2 separate regions of the Mus musculus genome follow, and region 2 is linked to region 1. Evidence: chromatin loops called from intact Hi-C (ENCODE). Cell type or tissue: heart. All regions are shown on one strand. Links, peaks and the distances in the headings refer to the core of each region. The heading gives the core; the rest is flanking DNA.

What was found. Hi-C counts contacts between places; a loop is a spot of excess contacts. Peaks named below come from ENCODE experiments on the same cell type or tissue, not always from the same donor. Only the 100,000 strongest peaks of a DNase experiment are listed, where the experiment ranks them.
Region 2: a loop joins it to region 1, with 2.4 times the contacts of the local background. A loop is called at or near these places in 2 of 42 quality-filtered maps.

What each region holds. Positions count from the first base shown.
Region 1 is chr10:42,755,346-42,765,456 of GRCm38, reverse strand. Sec63 (SEC63-like (S. cerevisiae)) reads right to left here and starts at 3,961. Exons shown (of 21, transcript NM_153055.3): 1 at 3,569-3,961. The coding sequence starts at 3,692. In heart, for the core only: a CTCF peak has its summit at 5,013; DNase peaks (open chromatin) are centred at 3,186, 3,276, 4,006 and 4,946; H3K4me3 peaks cover 2,268 bases; H3K27ac peaks cover 2,005 bases.
Region 2 is chr10:42,504,629-42,514,739 of GRCm38, reverse strand. All of the region lies in intron 1 of Snx3 (sorting nexin 3), which reads right to left. Among named protein-coding and RNA genes, the nearest start is that of Snx3, 7.6 kb to the right of the region's middle. In heart, for the core only: a CTCF peak has its summit at 4,383 (motif pointing left); no DNase peak of the experiment used is centred there.

The sequences.
Region 1 (10,111 bases), core at 2,248-7,247:
TCTGCAAAGTTTGTAGCCTGGCCTATAAATTAAGTTCTAGGACAGCAAGGACTACACAAAGAAATCCTACCTCAAAACAAACAAACAAACAAACAAAAACAAAACAAAAAAGAGCATTTGTGCTCACTTTTCCAGAAAATCTCTGTTTGGTTCCTATCACCCATACCAGACAGGTCACCACTACCTGGTAGATAATTCCTGCTGTAGGGGAATCTGAAACCTTGTACTGGACTCCACAGGAACGCACCCTCACATATTCGTACTACCCTTCCCCCACCACACACACTCCCCCACACACACACACCATTCAAACGTTATTTTTTAAGGTATAAATAAATAGGCTGTGCATAGGTGGTGGCACATGCCTTTGATCACAGCATTTGGGAGGCCAAACTAAATCAAACCAGAAATGTAGGCTTACAGAAAGAATAAAATGGCAATGCACATACAAAGTCACAGTACAGTATTGGTGGGAACTGTATATGTGTAGGAAGTGGCTGAGGGAACTGCAACTATTTCAGAATTTTAAGAATGTCTAAAATACTAAAGACTCAGATCACAGTAACTACTTTGGAATCTATGAATGGATAACTACAATATACTGCTTATAAACTGCATTTAAACTTGTCTTTGGGAATGGAGAGATGGTTTATAAATTAGGGAGCACTTTCTGCTCCCACAGAGGACCTGGGACTCTGTTTCCAGCACCCACAGAGTGGCTCACAACCATACATAACTCTATCTTGACTTCCTGAGGATCTGATACCATCTTCTGTCTCCTCAGGCACCAGGCACTCACATGGTACACCTACAGACAAGTAGGCAAAACACTCATACACATAAATCAAAATCAAAATCTGAGTTGTCTTGACACAAAGTATTACTTTCAACTACCAGAGCTTTAAGCACTGCTCTATAAGTGATTCTTTAAGCTATGGAAATCAAAAAGGTTAGGGCATTAATTCTTGTTTTTATTCTATGATGGTAATATCCATGTAGACCAGTATCTATGTGTGAGGTTAGAGGACAAGTTTCTAGTTTTGGTTCTCCCAAAAGGGTCCAGGATCAAACTCAGATGGTCAGGTTTATAGGGGAAATGCTTTTAACCCACTAAGCCAACTCTCTGGTCCTAATTTCTGGTTTTCTGTTGGTTTTGGTTTGGGAGGGGTAGTTTGGTTGGGGGGGGTTGTTTGTTTTGTTTTTTAGCAAAAAGCTCACACCAAAACAAATGTACTACCCAACTAACTCCAGCAAAAGCCAATTCCAAGAAAGTTCTCAGGGCAGCCCTCTCAAGTTTAGTTACAATTTAGACCTTTTGTTACAAAGTACGGAAAGTACCGTATATACATACGAGCTCCCTGAGTTCCTGAGTTCCTTTACCGTGTAGCCTCTCCTGAGAATCACTCTTATAAGGAAATCTATACCCTTCATGTCATTCTATAGATCCAGTTTATCAGCCAATATGCAAAGAGCCCAGAGGACCTTTTGCTATTAAAAGGAGTATGAATTAAGTATACTTAGCCCCACTCAAAACATTAAAACCAAGACAAAAAGATTCCACTAATAATGTTCACAAAATAAGTTCAGTTGCCATATCAAATATGGCAAAGACTCTAAACTCAGTTTTGCCTGCCTGTGTCTCCCAAGTACTGAGATTAAAGAAATGTGCCGTCCCATACCAAGTTCCTCACCACCTTTTAAAGAAGACCTTATATTCAACCCACCATCCCAACACCCCTTTATCTTCTAAAAGCAGTGAACAAATGACTACTGAAAAGTGGGCCCTCCCTCCTTGTTGCTTTTGTTTCTTTTTTTCTTTTTATTTAATCACTAAGTATGGGAGTGGATGTAGTCCTCTGAGGTCGTCAGAGGACTACTTAAGAGTCAGTTTTTCCTTTCAACCTGTAGTTCCAAGGAGCTGAATCAAGTTGCCAGGTAAGCGCCAGGGCCCTTTACCTGCTGGGCCATCTTGCCGGCCTATTTCTGAGAGGACATCTCTCAGGTTGCCAGACTGACTTTGAACTCACTATGCAGCCTATGTCAGTGGCCTTGAACTCTTATTAATCATCCTGCCTCCACCTCTCAAAGGCCTGGAATAATATTTGTGAGCCATCACACTGGGCATTTAACTTAAAATACTGAAAAAATTGGCTTAAGTGGGCGAGCAGTCAAGGAAAAAAAAAAAACATTTTCTGTATTATGACACCAAAAGTACATACAGCCACTGATTTAAAAATATATATATATATATCTAAACAAACTTGGAAACACAGAACTCAAGAGTCCGAAGTGAAAATTTCATAAAGCAACCCAGAATGAGAAACGACGGAGGCTAGTAACTTTGGGTAAATTGTTGCTACTCCGCTTATTGTGAAATGTACAAAAGAGATGCAAGTGTTGCTTGCTCTTTATCTTAAATTTACTTGAGTTCTATTATGAAACTAGATAATTTTATAGGACATTGAACTCTCTCTTCAAAGTGTAACAAGTCCTGAGCTTCACTGCTAACAATTCTTCCCAAGCTGCAGTGCACAACCTAGACAACTTAGATCATCACCACACCCAACCTAAAAGCAACTTAGCAGACACAGAACGCTCTCCCCCAGAGCCGCTGTTATACTCGAAACCTACTAATTATGGTTACCACCACCAGAAATAACCCATTAGGCGCTTGCTGTAAGTGCCATCAGCTTTAAGAATAACCGGTGCCATATGTCTTAGTAAAGTGCAACACAGAATCCAACATTACAATCTTAAACCTAACATCCCCGGAAACTGCACTGGGTTGCGTTCTGACGCGACCTTTAATGTGGAAAGACTCGAGAACTAAAAGCAAAGGAGCTTGCGACCCCACCAACTACCTCCTTCCATCAACGAATCCCGCTTAATCCTTCATGCCTGCACTTTTCCGTTGTAAACAGGAAACTCCAGAGGAAAGGAAACGGAGAAAATCCTATTTGTGCTTTTATAAAAGGAATAACGGCAGCGCTCTCCAACCCCCACGATGTGATTGAACAAATGAAAAAAGCAACCGGAGGAAGTGACGGGGTGGGCTGCTGGTGAGCTCACTTGGAAGTCCCAAACATGACACCCAGCTTAGGGGTGCCCCCAAACATCTGTACCAACAGCTGCAGCGGGGACACCGGGACAAGAGGGAGAAAGGGTGACGGGAGCGAAGGATGCGGAGTTGTGCCCACACGCTCTTATTCCCCCTCGGCCAACTCTTCTCTCGCCCCCCGTCCCAGCCCAGCCCGCTCCCTCCAGAAAGAACACCCAACAAAGCCGAGGCTGGGGAGACAAAGAGGCGGCAGGCGAGGGGCGTCCAGAACAATGCGGATCGGATCCCCGCCAAACTCCCGCGGACCACGCAGGCGGGCGGACAGCCCCGGAAATCGCCGCCGAGCTCCGGCCCCGTGGACAGCGGCCCTCAGGCCCCGCCGCCCAGGCGGCGTCCCTGGGACGCGGAGCAGCACCGGCGGGCAGGACGGCGCGGCCCGGAGCGGAGCGGAGAAGAGCGGAGCGGAGCGTCCGCCCGAGCGCGCCAGAGCGGGCCGCCGACGGGACTCACCCGCGTTCTGGTCTCGCGGCCAGAGGTAGTAGGTGGCGGGGATCACGATGAGCCCCACGAAGGAGGTGAGGAAGTAGAAGAAGGTGTTCCCGCTGTCATCGTACTGGAACTGCTGGCCCGCCATGGCTCCGCCTCCTCCGCCGCGCTCCCCTCACCGCCGTCGCCACGACCCCGCGCTGCGCTCCGGCTCCCGGCTCCCAGCGCCCCGGCCCCGTGTGGCGTAGCTCGGACGCCGCTACCGCCGCCGCCGCCGCCGCCGCCGCCGCTCTCCTCCCCGCCCCCACGCCGCTCTCACGGACACGCCGCCGCCGCCGCCGCGGCCGTCGCCAACTCTCGCGAGAGGAGCTAGTTCCCGCCCCACGCGGCTGTTCCCTCCCCGGCCGTCTCCTCCACACGCTCACTGAGGGAGACGTGGCGCGCGCAGCAAAGAAACTCTGTTGGACCCCGCCCGCGGCCCCGCCCCTGAGCCACGGACCACGCCCTCTGTTTTCCATAAGCCCGCCCCCGGGTCCCGCCCCCTGCTTACCAGGCTTTCCTTCCCAGCACCCTTCCCGGATTCCAGGAGCTTTCTTGCCAGGGTCCCCCAAGCAGTGAGCAGAGGCGAGCGTCCTAGGTGCGATTGGGACCTGAGCTTTTGCAACCTAAGCGAGGTTGCCAAACCTCTCCACTCTCTCCTATCCCTCTCACTTTTCCTCCACGTGAACCTCATGGAAACAAGTGCCATTAAAATAGGGAGCAAGGAAAAATAAATAAATGAAAAGAATAGGGAGCAAGGAACTCCTCAGAGTTCCAAAGCCTTGGTATTTGGAGCTGCCAGTTCACTAATGCTTTCTGTGACCCAAGCGATCATGTCTTCAATTTGTCAGTAAAACATGAAATAAAGCAAAATATAGATCGGTGGCTCTCAACCTTCCTAATGCTGCCACACTTTAATACAGTCCCTCATGTTGTCGTGACCCCGAACCGTAAAATTATTTTCATTTCTAGTTCATAACTGTAATTTTACTACTGTTACGAATTGTAATGTAAATATATGATGTGCATGATATATATACTCCCTCTAAAACGGTCTTTTGATAACTCCCCCTTAACAGGGTCAGGACCCACATATTGAGAACCAATGTCATATATGCTCTATTGATGAGAAAATTCAGACTCAAAACATTTTCCAGAGGTAACGCTCAATGGTTTGGGTTTGCTCAGGGCTTGAGGATCCAAACCCAGATCGCTCTGACGCCCCAAAGAGCCGCTGGCACTCCCCTGCAACCTGTGGGCAATCTGAAGAGGCAGTCACTCTCTGCTCCTGGCCACCGAATCTCAAGCTGGAGTCAGCTGAACTGCAGGATAGTCCTCTAACCTTGCAAAGATCCCACCAGAGTCCAGTGGTGGCCTTAGCAGGGTGGGTCCCAGTGTCTGCACTGCCCTCTGTGGATCAAGAGGACACAGGGCACTTTACACAGGACCGCTGTGAATAGTAAAGGAAACTGTGCAATATCTTTAAAAAGAGAAGCTACCGCGCAAGTACAAACATTCTGCTGTATTTTTTTTTAAGATTCATTTTTTATTTTTATGTATATGAGTACACTGTAGCCATCATGTGGTTGCTGGGATTTGAACTCAGGACCTTCAGAAGAGCATTCAGTGCTCTTAACTGCCCGTTTTGTTGTTGTTTTGTTTACTTTGCTTTTTGTTGGGGGGGGTGTTTTTTTTTTTTTCTTTTTGAGCCAGGGTTTCTTTGTGTAGCCCTGGCTGTCCCGGAACTCACTCTTTAGCCAGGGTTGGCCTCGAACTCACAGAGATCAGCCTGCCTCTACCTCCTGAGTGCTGGGAATAAAGCTGTACACCAGCACCAGCGTTTAAGGATTGTTTCAAGACTAGTCAGTTAACTACATGGCTTTTCAATATGCCTTCCATTGTCTGAGAGGAAATCTGGTTACACAAGCTCTTTCATTGAATGTCTCAAAACCAGTATTTATCATAATGAGTCATGCTTCCCCTTATACTAGATTATGTTCACAAGTATTCTGTCTCCCCTTTCAAATTCCAATTTAACAGCACATTTCTGAAAGCCACTTTTGCTACATTTTTCTGCCTTGTTCCCCCCCCCCCACTCCCCCGTAAAGTTTCCAAGGACTTTATTGTAAGAGGGAAACTTAGAAGTGGAAAAGAAACTTGGACTATGAAATCAGAACAGAACTAGGGCCATCCTGAGGCAGGATAGACAGGGAATTTGGGAGATTGAAGACAGAAAAGGGGACCTCATCCCAGAGTACTTAATGCCAGCACTCAGGTAGCAGAGGCAGGCAGATCTCTGTGCATTTGAGGCCAGCCAGGGCTATACAATGAAACTATCAAAAAAAAAAAAAAAAAAAAAAAAAGCCTGTCAGCAGGTGAGAATCAAGAACTCAACATTTTTGTCTAGGATGCTGACCTAGAGTTGACATTCATTTCAGACATAGATATTTCATGTTAAAGTAGCAACAACCCAAACTTACGGCCTGAACATATATGACCCAGGCAGGCTCTCATTCCTTTGCCCAGACATTGCCAGAAAAATCACAAACAATACTATTTACAGTAAATCTATCCAACATCTCTGGGGACCAGACTTTTCCTACTGACTGTAATGCCACAAAATGTGCCCAGGAACCATCCTGTGGAAACATAGTAACTTCAAACTCCATCAAAATCTCGTATGACTATTGTATCAAACAGTCAGCCATGGCTGTCTTTGAGTGGCCCCAAGCCCTTGCTCTCTGTCCAGCTGCAGTTCCAAACACTCTTTCTCCTGACCTCACGCTTAAGTCTCAGTTCCAGTAGAATTGACAGAAAAGAAAAGAGAAGAAAAAAAACACCAACCCTCCACTTTCTTTAGTTTAGTTCCAGAATTCTTTTTGAAAAACAAACCCATGAGTCCTAATTGAGCCTGAGTGGTGGTCCCTAAACTCTAGGGGACCTCCTGACGCTGCTGGGGAAGAGGGCTGCCACTGGAGAGCTCTGCTCCCATTATTTGCTGACACACAGCCTTACTGAAAACATGCACCACTCACAGACTTGGCTCCTCTGCAGCAGGTAGCCTTTGCCTTGGGTAGGCTCTCTTGTCAAGTCCTTGCATGTTTTCAGGATATTGAACTGGATTTTTTTATAACTCCATTTATGTTTAACTCAGCATTTCTGCAAAGATAATAGATCTGTTTCATAAACTTATGGCAAAATAAATTAGCGATTATAACTCCTGCCAGTTATGGTGGCATGTGCCTTTAACTCCAGCACACTCCTTTAAGCCCAACACTCCAGAGGTGGAGGCTAGTAGATCTCTGAGTTTCAGGACAGTCTGATCTAAAAGCAAGTTCCAGGACAGCCAGAGCTACATGGTAAGACCCTGTCTCAGAGAGAGAGAGAGAGAGAGAGAGAGAGAGAGAGAGAGAGAGACTGACCATGAATTCCTGCCTCTCCTTTTTCTACCTCATAAGCACTGGGACTGCAGGTCCTTCTACTGATGATATTAACTTACAAAACTATTTCTTTTAAGAGATCATTTTAGTGAAATTGTTAATAATAGTAAATGAATATGAAAGAAAATGAGCCACAAACACTTATTGTCCTTAATTTCAGCATATGTTAAAATGTATTTTAATATCATTTGTGAATATGTCTGCAAGAGCAAAATTGAATCACTTTCATTTTAACCTCTTGGTAGTTTATTTTCTCTCAGGTACAGAGGTACAGAAAGCTTATTTTTGGGCTTCTGTTAATAATTTGCTTTTTCCTTAGAGTGACTCTTTCATTTATTGGTAAGTCGATGTTGTATTACTGGAATTGACTTTCATTTATGCATGCCAAAGTGTTTGTGTGGCTGTAATGACATTATTCAGATTTCTGTGTGGTGAAGTTAACTGCAGAGACTAGAAGAAACCAAATTATTAAGTAGGTATGTACAGTTAGTTCTATCACACACACACACACACACACACACACACACACACACACACACACATCCACACCCACACCCACATCCCAATAGAGTAGTCCCTTCATCATGATGTGCTCCAAACCTTCCAGCTGATGCTTGGAAACCCTATAGATACTCTCTGGGTTTTTCCTACACATGCACAAATGCTGCGGTTTCTCCATCTCAGTTATATCTTGTGCTTATACATGGTGGCCAGGAATGTTGAAGTTAGAAATATAAGAGCAAACCTAGAACAATTTTCTTTTTCTTTCTTCAAAAGCAAGACACTGATTTAAAATCACATCTAATGATGATGATAGAGGACTTTAAGAAGGACATAAATAACTCCCTTTTAAAAATACAGGAGAACCCAGGTAAACAGCTAAAAGCCCTTAAAGAGGAAACATAAAAATCCCTTAAAGAATTACAGGAAAATAAAATCAAGCAGGTGACAGAATTGAACAAAACCATCCAGGATCTAAAAATGGAAATAGAAACAATAAAGAAATCATGAAGGGAGACAACCCTGGAGATAGAAAATCTAGGAAAGAGATTAGGAGTCATAGATGCAAGCATCAACAACAGAATACAAGAGATAGAAGAGAAAATCTCAGGGGCAGAAGATATCATAGAAAACATTGACATGACAGTCAAAGAAAATGCAAAATGCAAAAAGCTCCAAACCCAAAACATCCAGAAAATCCAGGACACAATGAGAAGACCAAACCTAAAGATAGTAAGTATAGAAGAAAGTGAAGATTCCCGACTTAAAGGGCCAGTAAACATCTTCAACAAAATTATAGAAGAAAACTTCCCAAACCTAAAGAAAGAGATGCCCATGAACATACAAGAAGCCTACAGAACTCAAAATAGATTGGACCAGAAAAGAAATCCCTTCCATCGTATAAAAGTCAAAACACCAAATGCACAAAAGAAAGAAATTAAAAGCAGTAAGGGGAAAAGGTCAAGTAACATACAAAGGCAGACCTATTAGAATTACACTAGACTTCTCACCAGAGACTATGAAAGCTACAAGATCCTGGGAAGACGTCATACAGACCCTAAGAAAACACAAATGCCAGCCCAGGCTATTATACCCAGCAAAACTCTCAATTACCGTAGATGGAGAAACCAAGATATTCCATGACAAAACTAAATTTATGCAATATCTTTCCACAAATCCAGCTCTACAGAGGATAACACAAGGAGGGAAACTACACCCTAAAAAAGGCAAGAAAGTAATCTTTTAAGAAACCCAAAAGAAGATATCCACACAAACATAATTCCACTTTTAATAACAAAAATAACAGCAATAATACTTAAATAGGACCCAGCATTTTGCTGCATACAGGAAACCCACCTCAGTGTCAAATCAAAGACAGAAACTACTTCAAAGTAAAGGGCTGGAAAACAATTTTTCAAGCAAATGGTCCCAAGAAACAAGCTGGAGTAGCCATTCTAATATCAAATAGAATCAACTTTCAACCAAAAGTTATCAAAAAAAGATAAGGAAGGACCATATGAAGCTCAAGAAGAAGGAAGACCAAAGTGTGGATGCTTCAGTACTTCTTAGAAGGGGGAACAAAATACTTACAGGAGGAAATATAGAGACAAAGTGTGGAAGCTGAAGGAAAGGCCATCCAGAGACTGTCCCACCTGGAGATCCATCCCATATACAGTCACCAAACCCAGATGTTATTGTGGATGCCAGGAAGTGCTTGCTGATAGAAGCCTGATATAGCTGTTTTCTGAGAGGCTCTGCCAGAGCCTGACAAGTACAGAGGTGGATGCTTGCAGCCAACCATTGGATTGAGCATGGGGTCCCTGATGGAGGAGTTGAAGAAGGGACTGAAGGAACTGAGGGGGGTTGTAGTCTCATGGGGGGAGCAACAGTGTCAGCTGGCCTAACCCTGTGGAGCTCCAGGAAACTGGACCACCAACCAAAGAATATACATGGAGGAACCCAGGGCTCCAGCTGCATATGTGGCAGAAGCTGGCCTTGTGGAACATCACTGTGAAGAGTGGCCCTTGATCCTGTGAAGGCTCAATGTCCCACTGTAGGGGAATGCCAGGGCAGGAAGGCAGGAGTAGGTGGGTGGGCAAGGAAGCACCCTCATAGAGGCAGGGAGAGGGGATAGAGGGTTTCCAGAGGGAAGACCTGGAAAGGGGATAACATTTTAAATATAAACAAAGAAAATAGTCAATAAAAGAAAAAAACTTATACAAAAAATTTTTTGTATAAACAGACAGGTTTTGGTAAACTTTTCATTTTCAATGCCAATCCCAAAATCTGGGGTGTCGCACACACTAAGAAAGTATTCTGCCACTGAACTGGATTCCTAGCCTTAGTTCTGGTCAGTTCTATTTTGCAAGATTTCCATCCAAGTTGGAGCTAAGGAGTTGAACCTAGAGCTTTGTGTATACCAGACAAATAAGTGTTCTACCACTGAAATACACCTCAGCCTAGAAAAGAAAATTCCAGACATTTATTATTGTATATAACCAACATGTTGAGTACTTTTTTTCAAGGCCAAACAAAGGGTATCACACTTTCTGCTTACAATTTCTGAATCTGACAGTAGTTTCCGGCT
Region 2 (10,111 bases), core at 2,439-7,438, 250 kb after region 1:
TCACTTAAGAGAATGGGATGTGAAGTCAATCCACATCGAGTTTGGCATGGAAGTATCATTGACCAGACAGAGTGACAAGTAATTAAAACAGACCAGAGATCGGCGAAAGTCAGGGAGCCACATTCTAGTACATCCTGGTTCCTCTATTAAAAGCTGTCCTGTCCATCTCAGAGGCCACCATCAGTTATGATCAAATAAGCACAAACTGAACAAGCCAAAATTAATTTCTGAGAGACTAGGCAAATGGATATCTGGTAGTAGGAATCTAACATTCCAACTTAAATGATTGCTAGGGGCTGGAGAGATAGCTCAGAGGCTAAGCACTTCTGTTCTAGAGGAGCTAGGCTCAATTCCTAGCATCTACATGGCAGCTCACAACCATCTATAACTCTAGTCCCAGTGGATCCAACTCCCTCTTCTGGTCTCTGCAGGCATTGTATCCACACACTGCACAGACATAAATTAGTGCAAATACTCACATACATGAAATTAAAATTAACACCCTCTGGCAAACTTAAATGATTGCTGGGTACTGTATTAGGAAAATTCTAGAGCAGAGAAGACCAAAGAACACACTCCTCAGTAATTCACCAAATAACTGAGAGTTTCATAATTGATGGCCTAAACACCTGAAGCTTTCCTTTTTTCCTCTTTCTTAGCCATGGTCTCTCTGCATAGGCTGGTACTCATCACGTAGAGCAGGATGTTAACAAAAAAATAGACATCAACTACTGAATCTCCTGTCTCTACCCAGTACAGGGATCACAAGTGTATACCACTGACATGGTATGGACATCAAATAATTCTCAAGCTGGGTGGGCATGGTGGTAACCACCTTTAACCTCAGCACTTGGGAAGCAGAGACAGGCAGTTTGAGTTTGAGATCAGCCTGGTCTAAGATAGCCAAGCCTACATTAAAAAAAAAAATACATCCTATCTTGAAAACAAAAACAAAAAACCTCTTTGTGGGCTGGTGAGATGGCTCAGTGGGTAAGAGCACAAACTGCTCATCCGAAGGTCCGGAGTTCAAATCCCAGCAACTACGTGGTGGCTCACAACCATCTGTAATGAGATCTGACGCCCTCTTCTGGTGTGTCTAAAGATAGATATAGTGTACTTACATATAATAATAAATAAGTCTTTAAAAAAAAAACAGGGCTGGAGAGATGGCTCAGCGGTTAAGAGCACCAACTGCTCTTGCGAAGGTCCTGAGTTCAAATCCCAGCAACCACATGGTGGCTCACAACCATATGTAATGGAATCTGATGCCCTCTTCTGGTGTGTCTGAAGACAGCTACAGTGTACTCACATACATAAAATAATTCTTTAAAAAAAAAAACAAAAAACCTCTTTGTATGTATGTATGCTGTATGCATATGTACTCAAAAAAAAAAAACAATTTAGGGGAATTTGGTTCTCTTTTCAGTTTTAACTTTCAGACTGAACTTGGAGTGTCAATACTTGCAGGGGGCAAGTACCTTTTATACACCCAGCCTTCACATAGTCTTATGAAAAAAACATTGCTCTTATTATCCTACAGTCTACCTAAAGTTCAGGAAAATAGTGCAGTTACATTTTAGCTTAAAAAAACTTTAGGTATGTTTTGTACTTCGATACTTAAGAGCCACAAGATGTAAAAGGACTTTTCTCCTAATGCATGCAAAAAATATGATACTTCTAGAATCTTGCTTAGAATTCTGGTGGGTCAAAAGCCTGACAATAAAGCTTGAAATTATGTCACAGTTAAAGATTGTGTTGTGTATGTACATCAGAAAAAGAAAGTGTATGAAGGGGAGATGGAAGGTTCGGAGCGTCAGTTTTGCCACACAAACTCAAGAAACTCAAGAGTTTGGATACCCAGAAAAGGGTAGTGTGGTATGTGTCTATAGTCCCAGCATCCAAAGGTTGAGACAGGAGGATCTCAGGGACTTGTTGACTAGCCCGTCTAACCAAGGTATGAGCCTCAATGACCCTGTCCCAAAACATAGGGGCAAAGCCCTACTACCATCTCTTGATGCCACCCTGTGGAGCTAACGGGCCACACAGGCACTTGTGTATTGGGTACATATACATGCATACAATCCCAACCCCAGTAAATAAATGCTATAGCATTATATAATCCTCTCATTTTTCCTTTTTGGTTTTTTGTTTTTTTTTTTTTTTTTGAGACAGGGTTTCTCTGTGTAGCCCTGGCTGTCCTCGAACTCACTTTGTAGACCAGGCTGGCCTCGAACTCAGAAATCCGCCTGCCTCTGCCTCCCAAGTGCTGAGATTAAAGGCGTGTGCCACCACGCCCGGCTTCTTTTCTTTCCTATTTGTTTTTAAGATGGGGATGTTCACCTGTTGCTTGGACTGTCCTTGGACCAAGAACCCAGACCAGCAGCCTTCAGCAGCGTCAGGGTTACAAGCATGTGCTGCTATACCTAGCTCACTTAGCCTAAGTGAGTTGTCTTCGGGAAATTTATACTTCTTCTCTTTATAACCATTTACTTATTATCAAGAAAGACATTCAGAGCCAGGCAGAGGGGGGAGGGACATTCAGCTTTTTCTTTTCTTTCTGACATGTGTGCTCTCCAAGTGTATACGCATGTACAAGTTGTGCTTGCTGTGTGGCCAAGCCTGAAAGCCAGGAATTGACATTAGGATGTGTTTTTCAATCACTTAAATTTTAAAAATTATATTATGTGTATGAGTATTTTATATGTATGCATTTCTGTATATCACTGTGTGCCTGATGCCTGGGGAGACCAGAAGAGAGCATCAAACCCACTGGAACTGGAATTATAGATAACTGTGAGCCATCACATGGGTGCTGAGACTCAAGTCCCGTGGAAGAGCAGCCAGTGTTCTTAATCACTGAGCCATGTCTCAGCCCTCTTAAGTCAGTTTTCTATCTTCTTATTTAAAACAGGGTTTTCTCACTGAATCCAGAGCTTATCATTTTAGTCAATACCCAATGAGCCCATAGAGTATTGCCAACCTTTGCCTCTCAGTTTTGAGGTTAAAGACACTGCCCACCACACCCAGCTTTTTGGTAGCTGGTGGAGATAAGAACTTAGGTCCTTATGTCTGTGTAGCAAGTGACAGTATCAAATGCCAAACATATCAGTCATTTGGCTAACAGTCATGTAAGTGCCAGAGGTACCACAAAGGTAATAATGAGTGGGAATAAATTGTTATAAACCAGCAGTTTGAGGGTGGTTTGCCGTACAGTGCTAAAAAAACATTTAGAAGTAACAGAAGTGTTCAACATCCTTGGCCATCAGAATACTGATGCTATCTCAAGGGCCAGGCAGATGGCTTAGCTGGTAAAAGCACTTGTCACTACACTTGACAACTTCTCTACAGCCCGCCAGGACCCAAACGTTGCAGAGAACAGACTCCCGTAAGTTATCTTTCAGAGGGCTGGAAAGATGGCTCAGCGGTTAAGAGCACTGACTGTTCTTCTAGAGGTCCTTAGTTCAATTCCCAGCAACCACCTGATGGCTCACAACCATCTGTAATGGGATATGAGATCCTCTTTCTGTGTGTCTGAAGACAGCTACAGTGGACACACATACATGAAATAAATACATCTTAAAAAAAAAGAAAAAAGTTATCTTCTGAAACCCACAGGTAAACCATAGATATGTGCACCAATACCCTCAGATTCCAAAAACAAAATAAAACAACCACAAAAACACTTTAGCTCACCCCAGTCAGAATGGCTATCATTTTTCTTTAAAAAGGTAAATTGGGAGAGTTGTGTGGGTGTTAGTTAGAACATAGACACCAGTAGTATGAAGGTTCATTGATTATATGACCCAGCTATAATTTACGACCACTCTTTAGGTCTAAGGATTCTGTGTCAGCAAACCAGAGGCAGCTGTACGTCCTTGTTTACTGCTGTACTATACACAACTGCCAGTGTGCAGAACCAGCCTTGGTGTCCATTAACAGATGAACAGCCAGGCAGTGGTGGCACATGCCTTTAATCCCAGCACTTGGGAGGCAGAGGCAGGCGGATTTCTGAGTTTGAGGCCAGCCTGGTCTACAGAGTGAGTTCCAGGACAGCCAGGGCTACACAGAGAAACCCTGTCTCAGGACAAAAAAAAAAAAAAAAAGATTGAAACTGTGACATTGCAGGAAAATAGATGGAAATGGAATTATTTCTGGGTTCAGAAAGACAAAAATACATTCTCTCATATGTATAGTTGAAAACTTATTCATGTATGTGGGGAGACATGAAAGTAGAAAAGGGTCTATGGAGCCGCGAAAGAGGGTAGAGAAATGTTTCAGTCAGACGCTAACAAGGAGTCCTGGGGAATCAAGTAGTCGGAATCCAGTATCAGTATTCTACGACCCAGGCAGGTCAAGTACAGAAAACATAGGTGCTCCCTCTACTGGCCCATCTTCTGTACCCATACTCCTGGCCAGATTTGGGTTCTCACCACACATCCTGCACATTTTCACTGTGTGCACCAAGCTAGAATTGAACTTACCTCTTTCCCTCTCCCCATCTTCAATCTACCACCCACCCCCCCCCACACACACAGAGACAGACACACAGAGTGTGTGTGTGCATCCAAGTGCAGGTGGAGGCCAGAGGTCAATCTTTCGTACTTTTCCTCAGGATCCACCCACGTTGGAGATAGGAGTCTCTCACCAGGACTTTGAGATTAGGCTGGGCTGGCTGGCTACAAGTTCTAGGCTTCTTCCATGTTCACCTCCCCTTGCCATCACAACTAATTTTTTACAGGGCTGCTGGAGGGCTATCTCAGGTCACTATGCTGGAATAAAAGTGTGTGCCAATATGCCCAGGTCTCAGGGCTCCTCATCTTGTAGGCAAGCACCTAACCAATACAGAATCTGTCACGCAATAGTTTATAAGTGTTCACTTATTGGCTAATTGTAAAAAACTTTTATTTTTGCCTGAAGTTCACTGTGTAGCCCAAACTGGCCTCAAACTCCTATCAATCCTCCCTTCCAGCCTCCAAGTGCTGGGACCGCAGGTGTGAGCTACCATGATTTATTAAACTCAATGTTTTGAGCAGTTAGTAAGGAACTAGCCCCCAGAAACTACTCAAACCTAAGATTTTTTTTTTCTTAAACATGTATTCGTCTTTTCTTGATTTCTGGCTTCAAAATAGATACGCTTAAAGGTAAACCCACCAGACATAGGTGTGTACAGTCTAGGTCTCTCCTTTTCAAATACCAAGCCATAGAAGCTGACAGTTTTTAACCTATTAAACTGCCTCTCCTTCAAAACACATTTGTTTGTTTGTTTGTCTTTCAAGACAGGGTTTCTCTGTGTAGCCCTGGCTGTCCTGGAATTCACTCTGTAGACCAGGCTGGCCTCAAACTCAGAAATCCACCTGCCTTTGCCTCCCAAGTGCTAGGATTAAAGTTGTGTGCCACCACTACCCAGCCAAAACACATTTTCTTTTTAAAGATTTATTTATTATATGTGTGTACACTGTAGCTGTCTTCAGACACTCCAGAAGAGGGCATCAGATTTTTGTTATGGATGGTTGTGAGCCACCATGTGGTTGCTAGGATTTGAACTCAGGGCCTTTGAAAGAGCAGTCAGTGCTCTTACTCGCCGAGCCATCTCACCAGCCCCCAAAACACATTTTCTATCTTTGAAAATTATCCATAGTTGTTTTCACAGGATCTGATATATTTGTATTTATTATAACTATTTTAGAACCCTTCCAATCCCATCAAGGCTACTAACAAGTATAGCTCTGTTTTTCTCAGTCTTCCCTACTGCCTGTATTTCCCAGGGAGACCACATAGTACACAGTGAGAAAATTCCTAATTAGGTGTCAAAAGTGCCTTGCTGGGATACTTGTTAAAGTACCAATGCCCAAGCCTTATCTATCTAGTTAAGAGCATCTCTAATGGGACTCAAAAGCTCGCCACATGCCATGGATGTATGAGGTTGGTAGAACAGGTATACACTCTATCAGATTTAAATCCCAGCTTTACCACTAAGAGTTAGGACCTTCAGCAAGCTAATGTCCTGAACAGGTGTGAATCTAGGTGTCCACTTTGTGCTGAGCAGTGTATGGTGTGGGACGAGGGTGTGTATGACAGTCTTCATCTTTTAGGAACTTCTAGTGAGATCCAGGAATCACAGACAGCCACCAACAAGAAACAGGGCAACTAGGGCACACAGGAAGTAAAGCTAGTCTAGTGAGGCAGGGTCAGCAAAATCTCTACAAAGGGGACATTCAACCTGAGTGCTATGGGATAAGTCATGAGAGCGGAGAGGAAGTACATCCCAGTCCTGAGTGAAGTGCACTTTCATCTTAAGTGGAGCTCTGCTGTGGCCCCATAGAACAGCTATCAAGGGAGAAATTCCTCCCCTCACAGCATTAGACCAACGCTCTCCTGGTCACCTCTTCACAACAGACTCTGACCATCTTCTCAGCTGGTTTTCAGGCACACCTTACCTGCTGACGTCAACTTCTACATCTCAAGCATGGCAACACTGGAACGCCCTTCCAAGGGTTAAAACATCTGAATACACCAAAATTAGGGTGTAGATATAACAAGTTTAATGTATTTTTTAAATAAAAAAACAATTGCAGCCTGTACCAAAGACTTACAGTAGCTCTTGTGCATTAAGCAAACTACTTCCTTTGGGGAGGAGAAAAGCTTTGTGCCTTTGTTTCCGACTCTTTTAAGCTGAATATAGATCTGAGTTTCTAATCATCTAATAGAAGACAGCAGGGCTTTTTTTTTTCCCCCGAGACAGGGTTTCTCTGTGTAGCCCTGGCTGTCCTCAAACTCAGAAATCCGAACAGGGCTTTTTTTCAGTTGCCACTGCCTTTATAATATTTTCTCTCCCCCCCCCCAGGTTTATTTATTTGTTTATTTAATGTGTATGAGTACACTGTAGTCTTCTGACACACTAGAAGAGAGCATCAGATCACATTGTAGATGGTTGTGAGCCACCATGTCGTTGCTGGGAATTGAACTCAGGACCTTTGGAAGAACAGTCAGTGCTCTTACCCACTGAGCCATCTCTCCAGCCCCTATGAGATTCTTTTAAGGCTGGTGTTAAGTTAGAACACAACCTTCTGCCATCAACGAGTGACTCCACTTGGTGGAGATCCAGAAAAAGCAATCACAGGCCTGGAGAGATGGTTCAGTGGGTAAGAGCACTTGTTCTAGGAGATCCATTGCTCTCTTCTGGCTTCTGTGGCACCACCAGGCTTGCAAGGTACACATGCACATATAGGCAGAACATTCACACACATAAAAACTAATTCTAAAAAAATAATCTTCAAAAGTCAATTACAACCGATCTCAAATGTGTAATTAGAACATCTTTCAGCTGTGTGTGGTAGTACACCCCTTTATTCTCAGCACTCAGGAGACAGAGGCAGGAGGATTTCTGAGTTCAAGGCCAGCTAAGACTACATAGAAAGACCCTGTCTCAAAAAAGAAAGAAAAACAAAACACCCCAAATCCATGGCTAGCTGAGTAACTGAAAGAACTATGAAGATTGGACAACTGCCCTCTGGCATCAAGATGACCTGATTTGGGCTCAGGAGTTTAGAGCAATTGCTGCTTTTGCGGAGAACCTGGGTTCAATTCCCAGCACCCACACAATGCTTTACAAACATCTTAACTCCAGCTCCAGGAGACCTAACATCTTCTGACCCCTGAAGGCACCCAGAATGACTGTGAAGCACAGGCATGCATACAGATAGAATAAATGTATTTTTAAAAGGATCTGGTTTTCAGTTGGGTACAGTGACACATGCCTTCAATCCCATGCCTTGGAGATAGAGGCAAATGGGTCTCTGTGAGCTCAAAGCCAGTCAGAGTTAAATGAGATACTGTCAAAAACAAAAACAACCCCCCCCAAAAAAAACAAAAACAAAAACAAAAACAGAAACCCAGACTTTGGCCAGGCATGGTGGTGCAGGCCTGTGATATAGTAACTTCTGAAATGTAGGCAAAAGGAACAGGAATAAAAAGCTAGAGTGAGTTGAAGGGCAACACTGACTTAAAAATCACAATATAAATAAATGAATATATACATACATAAATACATAAATACATACATACATACATACATACTATTCTGACCCTTTAATAAAATACTTCCAAATTTAATATCAGAAGACTGAGCGCAAAGAAAAACCTAGACGTCTTTAGAATGGTGAATGTTATCAAGCTGCTACTCGAGACAAGGTCTCCCTATGTAGTCCTGGTTGGCCTGAAACGCCCTAAGTTGACCAGGCTAGCCTCTGCCTCCTAAGTGCTAGGATACCCAGCCATTTTGCTACTTCTATCGAGCACCTCACTTGTTAAGACGATCAATGTTGGTATTAAGCTTTAAACTTTAATGTCAATTTCAAATAGCTATTTAGTTAGGTACAAAACAAGATGGCTTCTTTTTGTATCAGACTTGTCTCAAAGAAGATAGACGTTCATGCCAAGTGTGTTTCTGATAATAAGGCAATCCATTTTAGTATCAACTTCAAGTTAACACTCAAAAATGTAGTTGCCTGCTGACCTTTCATTTAGTAGGTATTTATATTTAAAAGGGGCCAGACTTGGTGTGAGTATTGGGTGTCAGTCACTGGAAGGCAGGTGTGACTACCAAGGGCTTCCTTCATGGAAAGGGAAGTAGAACCTTAATTTTTGGTACCTCATTCTACTAGGAAATGGTATTTATTTTTTAATCCAAGGCTAGCTAAAACCTCAAGAAGGAATCTCAATTTTCTCCAGGTACAATAGTAGAGTCTAAATTATTGAAAAAAATCCCCAAACTATTAACAAACTTCATTTGAGCAGTGGCTGAGTTTCCTTTCCAGCCGTCTCTTTAATATGCCGAATAATCTGGACCCTACACTTTCCCAGACCTTTAATCATTTACAGTGCTCGCTGCTGTACCTACCCATTACGACAATTTAAAAAAACAGTAACACTGTGCCAATTATTTTCAGAAGCCCAGAGATACTAATCAAGAGATCCTAATAGTCTTAAACACTGTTCTCAAAGAGAAAAGATAAATGGAGATTGGGAAACTTGTATTCTAAAGTGCCACCATCTAGATGAAATTACCCTGTGAATTGGAGCAATTTCAATCAGTCCCTATAAAACTGAACATTTTCTCAAGGCTAGAATTAGAGTTTAACTGTAAGATAGTTTAAAGGCCCAAACTCTGAAAAATAAAATGGCTTCCTCCATGGTAAATACAATGGCGAAAGGCAAGCAGTGGAAATGAGGGAGAGTATCAACAGTTTAGAATAGCAATAAACAAAATTTGTTCTACCTTCCCTCCTATCCTGGAACTACACAGACCAGCCTGCCTGCCTCTGCCACTCAAGTACTGGGATTAAAGGCATGAGCTACAACCCATCCTACCTTCATACAAGATCATCATTACTCACAAATATCGTATGCTGCTTAAGTAAAGCCTAGTGTCTTACTACATGGTGTCCTGAGTTTTCTCTCAGTCAATACATTATATACTAAGAATAACTCCAACATTTTCTAAGCATTAGAACCTCAATTATGTTTTATTGTTGGAGGCTGGAGAGATGGCTCAGCCATTAAAGTCTAGGCTTAGAACCAAAAATATAAGAGTTTAGTTCCCAGCACCCATGGCTGTCTCTCCAGCCACACACACACAAAAAAAAAAAAAAAAAAAAAAGAAAAGAAAAAAAGAAAAAAGAAAGAAAGAAAAAGAAAGAAAGAAAAAAAGAAAGAAGAGAAAAAGAAAACAATGTTTTATTGTTGGGTACCATACTTCTAATTAACATACAACACTCACTAACATACAACCAACTGCCTCATAATAAAAAATAAGCCGGGCGTGGTGGCACACACCTTTAATCCCAGCACTCGGGAGGCAGAGGCAGGTGGATTTCTGAGTTCGAGGCCAGCCTGGTCTACAGAGTGAGTTCAAGGACAGTCAGGGCTACACAGAGAAACCCTGTCTCGAAAAACCAAAAAGAAAAGAAAAAAAAAGAAACAAGAAAAAATAAAGCAGAGTAAGTATACAGTTTATTTAATTATCTAACTCACTAATCACTCTTAAAAAGGACTGTTTTCTACGTCCGGAGCCAGGCCGTTCGTTCATAGTTATATCCCAATGTCATATTCA